Regions from separate parts of the Homo sapiens genome. Here regions 1 and 2 are each linked to region 3. A link is an interaction called in ENCODE POLR2A ChIA-PET data of the cell type or tissue named here. Cell type or tissue: PC-9. All regions are shown on one strand. Region 1 overlaps ARHGAP27 (Rho GTPase activating protein 27). Region 2 holds the start of C1QL1 (complement C1q like 1). Region 3 overlaps HEXIM2-AS1 (HEXIM2 antisense RNA 1).

The links. ChIA-PET counts read pairs that join two places held together with the same protein. Peaks named below come from ENCODE experiments on the same cell type or tissue, not always from the same donor. Only the 100,000 strongest peaks of a DNase experiment are listed, where the experiment ranks them.
Region 1: POLR2A ChIA-PET joins it to region 3 with 41 read pairs; 8 of 35 experiments call an interaction of 5 or more read pairs at or near these places.
Region 2: POLR2A ChIA-PET joins it to region 3 with 14 read pairs; 9 of 35 experiments call an interaction of 5 or more read pairs at or near these places.

What each region holds. Positions count from the first base shown.
Region 1 is chr17:45,424,280-45,426,779 of GRCh38, reverse strand. All of the region lies in intron 4 of ARHGAP27 (Rho GTPase activating protein 27), which reads left to right. Among named protein-coding and RNA genes, the nearest start is that of ARHGAP27, 7.3 kb to the left of the region's middle. RefSeq lists enhancers at 738-1,308, 2,053-2,500. In PC-9, CTCF peaks have their summits at 638 and 838 (motif pointing right); DNase peaks (open chromatin) are centred at 979 and 1,609; H3K4me3 peaks cover 1,928 bases; H3K27ac peaks cover 1,897 bases.
Region 2 is chr17:44,967,140-44,969,639 of GRCh38, reverse strand. C1QL1 (complement C1q like 1) reads left to right here and starts at 1,337. Exons shown (of 2, transcript NM_006688.5): 1 at 1,337-2,188. The coding sequence starts at 1,592. RefSeq lists a silencer at 1,047-1,406. In PC-9, no CTCF peak of the experiment used is centred here; a DNase peak (open chromatin) is centred at 1,249; H3K4me3 peaks cover 493 bases; H3K27me3 peaks cover 635 bases.
Region 3 is chr17:45,154,308-45,156,807 of GRCh38, reverse strand. All of the region lies in intron 2 of HEXIM2-AS1 (HEXIM2 antisense RNA 1), which reads left to right. Among named protein-coding and RNA genes, the nearest start is that of HEXIM2-AS1, 6.0 kb to the left of the region's middle. In PC-9, no CTCF peak of the experiment used is centred here; DNase peaks (open chromatin) are centred at 1,127 and 1,597; H3K4me3 peaks cover 661 bases; H3K27ac peaks cover 1,433 bases.

The sequences.
Region 1 (2,500 bases), 270 kb before region 3:
TGTGGACAACGGGCAGAAGGAGAGAGACACAGTGTGGCCAGAGGGGGTGTAGGGTCATGGATGGAACCGTCCCCAGGCTCAGGTGGGTGGGCAGGAGATGGGGAGGCTAAAGATGGGGAGAAGGTTGTTGCTGAGAAGGGATCTCAGAAGAAAGTGGGTGCAGAACAGAGGGGGCAGGATGTGGGGATGGCATGGCACGGGGGCACTGGGGAGTGTGTGGGGATGCCCTTCTGTCAGGCAGCAGCTCAGGGCTTAGGGCAGGCTACCAGACAGGGCCAGGGACCCCCAGAACAGAGGAGCTCCTGCCATGGATGGTGTTTTACAGCCTTGTCACTCCCCATGCACTCTAATCGCGCATATTGAGCACTTGGGGTGGGCTGGTCACTGTGCTGGACACTGGGGACAAAGTGTGGTAAGATGCAGTCCCAAAGGGGCTAACAGTCCTGTGGGCTCTTGCTGAAAGGCTTGTAACCCAGGGTTAAGCTCCCAGCAGCTTGGAAGGCAGGCGTAGGCACCTCCATTTGCCCTGAGTACAAACAGAGGTTCAGAGAGGTTTAGTGACACGACGAAGCTCACACGGCCAGGAAGTGGCTGTGTTCAGGACAGTTCCAGGCCCCCTGACCCCAAGCCCCACCCTGGCCAGCAGGTTCAGTTTCAGCCTGGTGGCCTTTAGGGTTGGCCACCCTGTTCCCCTCAACAAGAACAGTACAAGCTGAAGGCAGGCACATGCTCCTTCTTCTGAGCGTCCTGCGTGCCCAGCCCTGTTGTGGAAGAGTTGATGTCCCAGGAGGGACATCTCCTGTTCTTTTGCTGCCCAGGAGAGGGCAGAAGCAAACCCTTCTGAGAGGGGATAGAGGGAGACGGGGGAGGTAAGCAGGGATGACTCCTCCTCTCCCACAAAGAGGCCACTCAGGGAGCTCTGGGAAGCCAGGCCAAAGCCAGTGCAATAAAGGGGCCTCTGAGACTCTTCCCTTGGTCCTGACTCTGGGATTTCAGGGTGCGGTCACCATCCCCGCCCAGAGGTGGGAAGGCCCAGGCAGGTGGAGCTGGCCTGGAGCCCGCCCCTGCTGCTGGGGCATTGGCCGCTGGGAGGGAAGTTCCAGCCGGGCTGCTGCACCTTCTTATACAAGCAGCCCCGGAGGCGCCGCACATGAGCAGGCAGCCCCGACTGGAAGGAGCCCGGGGCCCTCATTCCTTCTCCTCCACTGGGAACTGAGTGAGTCCTCGCCCCTGGGGGACTAGGGGGTGGCCACAGCAGTTTCCCCAATCTCTCCCCTCCCTTTCCCGAATCCTAAAACCCATCTGGGGGCCCCTCCCCTCTGGATCCAGGCCCAGCACCCACTTCCTAGGACAAACTCCAAGGGCAGCCCGAGGCCACTGTGACTGAGAGAAAGGAACTGGCCTTGGGACAGACCCTCCTGTCCCCCTTCGGGGCCAGCTAGGGGGACTTTGGCAAGGGGTGTTGGTAACAGCAGGAAGCTGAGGCCAAGTTGAAGGGACTCTAGCTAGCCCCTTGCTCGTACTCCCTCCTCCGGCACCCCCCACCCCCAACCCCCAGGTGGGGCAGCCACCCTGGGGTGGCCCTGCTGGTTTCTTTACACCTGACCCAGTTCCCTCCCGGTGACTCACCTGCAGCCCCAGGCTGTCCCAGGAGCCCCTCTGCCTGCCTAGGACCTGACTTAGGAGACAGCAGCTTCTTGGATCTCCCTCCCACCCTCACCCCACATTGCTGTCCACCCAGAGATCTCCCTGCCCACCCCCCGCACCCCCTGGCTCTCCTGCAGGCCCCATGATCTCTTCAGGTCTCGCTGGAGCCTGTGCCTGGCTCTCACCTCTTAGTCCTTGGCTCCCTTCAGCGCCCAGGGGCCTGCGATGGGCCCCAGGACAAGCCCACCTGCCCCCTCACTTTCTTCCCAGGCCTCAGCAGTTGACCTCACTCTAGACCTGTTTTTTGTAATGTTTATTTCAATGGTTTTGCGGAGCAGGTGGTGTTTGGTTACGTGAATAAGTTCTTTAGTGGCTATTTCTGAGATTTTGGTGCACCCGTCACCCGACTGGTGTGCACTGTACCCAATGTGTAGTCTTTTATCCCTCACCCCCCTCCCACCCTTCCCCCACTCCCAAGTCCCCAAAATCCATTATATCATTCTTAGGCCTTTGCATCCTCATAGCTTAGCTCCCATAGACCTGTTTTCTCTGCCCTTCCTAGAGCTGACTGCGTCCAGTACAGGGAGGGGTGGGCATCAGTACTGAATGCCAGCCTGGATGGGTGGTCAGTGCCAGGCCCTGGGGAATGGGAAAGTCCATGATCGTGACCAGGGCGTAGCTGATGATCAGGGATGTGGTCGAGTCTCCATGCCTGAATGTTAGGGAGATTGGGAGCTGGATCTGTGCCGGGGAGTGAGAGGTCAGTGGCTGTTGGTTCATATTGAAGGGGAAACAGGGCTGCCAGGACTAGGGCTCTGGGGCACAGGCACAGAGGTGCTCTTGCTAAAATTTG
Region 2 (2,500 bases), 190 kb after region 3:
GGGAGAGTGTGAGCCGGCGGGGGGTAGCTCTCGGGAGAGGAGAGGCTGGGATGTCATTCTTTAGCAGCCGGCCAGTCGCCTCCGAATGGCTGAATCCTCCCCGGTGGGCCGGATAAAGGAGGGCGAAGGAGGAGCGGTGGAGCAGCCCGACCTGGGCCTCAGATAATGTGACAAATATTTTGATGGAAGCAGACACGTTTCGGTTTATGCAACCTAAACACTTTGCTGCACTTGAGGAAGAGGAGAGCCTCCCACAGCCTGATGGGGAGAAGAGTTAGGGGGCGGCGGAGGAGGCTGGGGAGTGAGGGAGGAGGAGCTGAGGGGCTGGATGAGATCCACCCCTCATCCTGGAGGCTGGAAAAGGGGGTTACCCCTCAGGGACGTATTTGCATCTGTCAGCATGGAGAAATAACGTGGGGGTGCCCACCTTTTTAGGATCCCCTTTTCTCCCTGGTCTAGAGGCAGAAGTAAAGGGATTGAGCAGAGGGAGATGGAAGAAAAGGGCCCAGGAAAAAGCAGCCTGGCCACAGTTCGGTGAGGAAGGGGCAGAGGCGAGGAGGGGTTGGAAGCTCCTGCCCCACCTCGGGGGAGACGGGTCCCGGAACAGTCAGATCCAGAAAGGAGGAGGCGGCTGCCGTCTGGCTCCGCTGGGCCCCCGGACAGGCATTCATCCGATATCTGGATCTCCCAGACGGGTGGTCTGCGAGGCCTGAGTGCCAAATGGTCCCCTCCGTATCCTCTTCTTCGCTTCATAACCCCCTTTCTCATCCTACCTTCCAGCTCCCCGCTCCGTCCTCCCCTCAATCGCTCTTTGTCCCCTGCAGACCTGGGCGCTATCCCCTCGCTTCCGCCCCCTGCGGGTCTTGGCCCGTCGCGACCCCAGTCCCTCTGTTTTCCTGGTGACCGACCCTCGAAGCCTCTCCTCTCCCGATCCCCTCGGAGCTCTCTAGCTCTCCCTGTGGCCCTCTCTCCCTTTCGCATTTTGGTCCCTACTCTCCCCTTCCCTTGGAGCGCCTCTCGGGTCTCTCGGACCCCGGCCCCCACCCCATTTCCGAATCTCGGTCTCCGCGTACTCAGTCTCTTCTTTCCTCTCCCTGCTCCCGCCCGGGGTCTCCGCGGCCCCGCCCCCTTATGCCCCGCCCACCTCGAGGCGCCCGCGGCCCAATTAGGCGCCGGCCCCGCCCGCAGCCCCACCCCTAGAGAGCCCAGAGCCGCGCGGAGCTGGCGGGGCGGGGCCCGGCCGAGGGGGCGGTGGCCCGGCTCAAGGAGGCGGGAGGAGTCAGGCGGGAGGCTGCAGGCGGGAGGCGGGAGGCGGGAGGCGGCGGCCGCGGCGCTCAGTCCGGCAGCGCAGCAGGAGGGAGGCGCGAGGCAGGAGCCGGCGGCTGGGCTCCGCAGCGCAGCCAGCGCAGCGCGGCGCCCCGGGCCCGGCCCCATGCCCGCAGCCCCGCCGGACCGTCCTTGAGCGCGGGCGCCTAGCCCGCGCCCCCTGCCCGCCGGCACCATTGCCCCGACGGCGCGGCCGGGCGGCCCGGCGCTCCCCAGGCTCCGCGCGGGCCGAAAGACGCTGCTAGCGGCCGCCGCGGGTGTGGTGATGCTGCTGGTGCTGGTGGTGCTCATCCCCGTGCTGGTGAGCTCGGGCGGCCCGGAAGGCCACTATGAGATGCTGGGCACCTGCCGCATGGTGTGCGACCCCTACCCCGCGCGGGGCCCCGGCGCCGGCGCGCGGACCGACGGCGGCGACGCCCTGAGCGAGCAGAGCGGCGCGCCCCCGCCTTCCACGCTGGTGCAGGGCCCCCAGGGGAAGCCGGGCCGCACCGGCAAGCCCGGCCCTCCGGGGCCTCCCGGGGACCCAGGTCCTCCCGGCCCTGTGGGGCCGCCGGGGGAGAAGGGTGAGCCAGGCAAGCCGGGCCCTCCGGGGCTGCCGGGCGCGGGGGGCAGCGGCGCCATCAGCACTGCCACCTACACCACGGTGCCGCGCGTGGCCTTCTACGCCGGCCTCAAGAACCCCCACGAGGGTTACGAGGTACTCAAGTTTGACGACGTGGTCACCAACCTAGGCAACAACTACGACGCGGCCAGCGGCAAGTTTACGTGCAACATTCCCGGCACCTACTTTTTCACCTACCATGTCCTCATGCGCGGCGGCGACGGCACCAGTATGTGGGCAGACCTCTGCAAGAATGGCCAGGTGGGCCAGGCGGGGGCATGGGGCTGGGCTGGGCCCAGGGCACCCAGGGAGCCCGGGGCAAATGGGTACCTGATCGGAGTTGGCGGGGGCGCCAGGCGGACGCAGGTGGAGATCCCACCCCACAGCGGCCCCGCTTGGTCATCACGTGTGGGGATGGTCGGAGCCAGCGGACATCGCCGATCCTCAGTTCCTGGGTTCCCGCTCCAAGACAGACGCTGCTGGGCACCGTCTGGAACGCTACTGGAAATGCGGGAAATGAACCCAACTAGTCAGAGCGCAGGGCTCCCAGGTGCACGGACTTGCCCTTGGGGG
Region 3 (2,500 bases):
GGCCAGGATGGTCTCGATCTCTTGACCTTGTGATGCGCCCGCCTCGGCCTCCCAAAGTGCTGGGATTACAGGCGTGAGCCACCGTACCTGGCAACATTCTCTTTTTTTAAAAAAATAACTTTTTATTTCTAGCCTCAACCATTTACACTTTGCTTGAGAAAGAATAATAAAGTGGAATTGTTATTCCAGTGATGTTGTGCAAATGTGAGAAATAGTACTTCCCCCAAAAAAACAAACCTCGAAACCCCACAAACTCAAGTGTACTTAAGTACTTAACGTTCAAGTACTTTTTAACTATAACCAACTTTTCCACCACACTGTTGTGAATATTTGTTGCTAGCTGTTATGGGTATAAGTGATCAAGGGAAGAACTGATGCATTACCTAATGCTTGACTAAATATAGCCAGCCCTTAAGTAGGTAGAGTATTTGGTTGTGGGTTTTGTTGTTTAAGTCTGTGGAGTCCCTCTTTGGTTTCTTTAACTTTTGCAGTCATTAGGGCAGAGTATATTTATTTACATTTCTCCAAGCAAAGTCTTGCTCTGTTGCCCAGGCTGGAGTACGGTGGCGCGATCTCGGCTCACTACAACCTCTGCCTCCCAGGTTCAAGCAATTGTCCTGCCTCAGCCTCCCGAGTAGCTGGGATTACAGATACCCGCCACGATGCCTGGCTAATTTTTGTATTTTTAATAGAGACGAGATTTTGCCATGTTGGCCAGGCTGGTTTCGAACTTTTGACCTCAAGTGATCCATCTGCCTTGGCCTCCCAACGTGCTGGGATTACAGGCGTGAGCCACCATGCCTGGCCTAAATTTACTTTTTAATAGAGACGAGGCTGGTTATGTTGCCTGTGTTGGTAACTGTGTTGCCTAGGCTGGTGTCAAGTGCTTGAGCTCAAGTGACCCTCCTGCCTTGGCTTCCCAAAGTGTTAGGATTACAGGCATGAAGCCACTGCGCCTGGCCTGTCTAATCTTTATTATGCTTCCCCTCTTTAGAGATACTTAGTCTGTTTTTCAGAACTAAACCAATCTGGAACTCCCTGGCTCTCTCTCCTAAAACTCTGAAGTCTAGAGGACCCTGTCTCCTGAGGGCTCTAAGAAAAGCTGTCCAGCTAGCTGTGTCAGTTTGAGAAGCAGTTTTTCCTGATTGAATACCTAGGCCCCAGTAGGAAAAAGGGAACAAACTGAAATTGCTAATTTGTAAGCCTGGTCTTTTGAGCAGCTCAGTTAAAATGCTTGACAGAGGACTTAAGTGAAAGGCTAGAGTGGGCTTGGGGTTCATTTATCATCAAAGCCCCCTGTTCAATGTAGGTAAATCAGCGGGGTGTGTTGGTATCCACCTTTAGTCCCAGCTACTCAGGAACCTGAGGTGGGAGGATCACTCAAGCCCAGGAATTTGAGGCTGCAGTGAGATATGATAGCGCCACTGCAGTCTAGCTTGGGCAACTGAGGGAGACCCCATCTTTTTTTTTTTTTTTCAACTTTTTTTTTTTTTTTGAGACAGGGTTTCACTATGTTACCCAGGCTGGTCTCAAACTACTGAGCTCAAGGATTCTGCCCACCTTGGCCTTCCAAAGTGCTAGGGTTACAGGTGTGAGTCACCGGGCCTGTTGAAACCCCAATTCTTTAAAAAAAAAAAAAAAGCTTTTTTTTTTTTTTTTTTTGAGACAGAGTCTTATTCTGCCACCTAGGCTGGAGTGCAGTGTGGCGTGATGTTGGCTCACTGCAACCTTTGCCTCCCGGATTCAAGTGATTCTCCTGCCTCAGCCTCCCAAGTAGCTGGGATTACAGGCACCCACCACCATGCCCAGCTAATTTTTGTGTTTTTTTGTTGTTGTTTTTGTTTTTGAGACGGAGTCTCGCTCTGTTGCCCAGGCTGGAGTGCAGTGGTGTGATCTCGGCCCACTGCAAGCTCTGCCTTCCGGGTTCACGCCATTCTCCTGTCTTAGCCTCCCGAGTAGCTGGGACTAAAGGCGCCCGCCACCACACCCAGCTAATTTTTTGTATTTTTAGTAGAGACGGGGTTTCACCATGTTAGCCAGGATGGTCTCGATCTCCTGACCTCGTGATCCGCCCGCCTTGGCCTCCCAAAGTGCTGGGATTACAGGCGTGAGCCACCACACCTGGCCAATTTTTGTATTTTTAGTAGAGACAGGGTTTCACCATGTTGGCCAGGCTGGTCTGGAACTCTTGACCTCAGGTGATCTGCCTGCCTCGGCCTCCCAAAGTGCTGGGATTACAGGCGTGAGCCACTGCGCCCGGCCTTTTTTTTTTTTTTTTTTTGAGGCTGAGTTTCACTCCTGTTGCCCAGGCCGGAGCACAATGGGGCGATCTCGGCTCACTGCAAACTCCGCATCCCGGGTTCATGCCATTCTCCTGCCTCAGCCTCTCAAGTAGCTGGGACTACAGGCACCTGCCACCATGCTCGGCTAATTTTGTATTTTGTATTTTTAGTAGAGATGAGGTTTCTCCATATTGGTCAGGCTGGTCTCTTAACTCCAG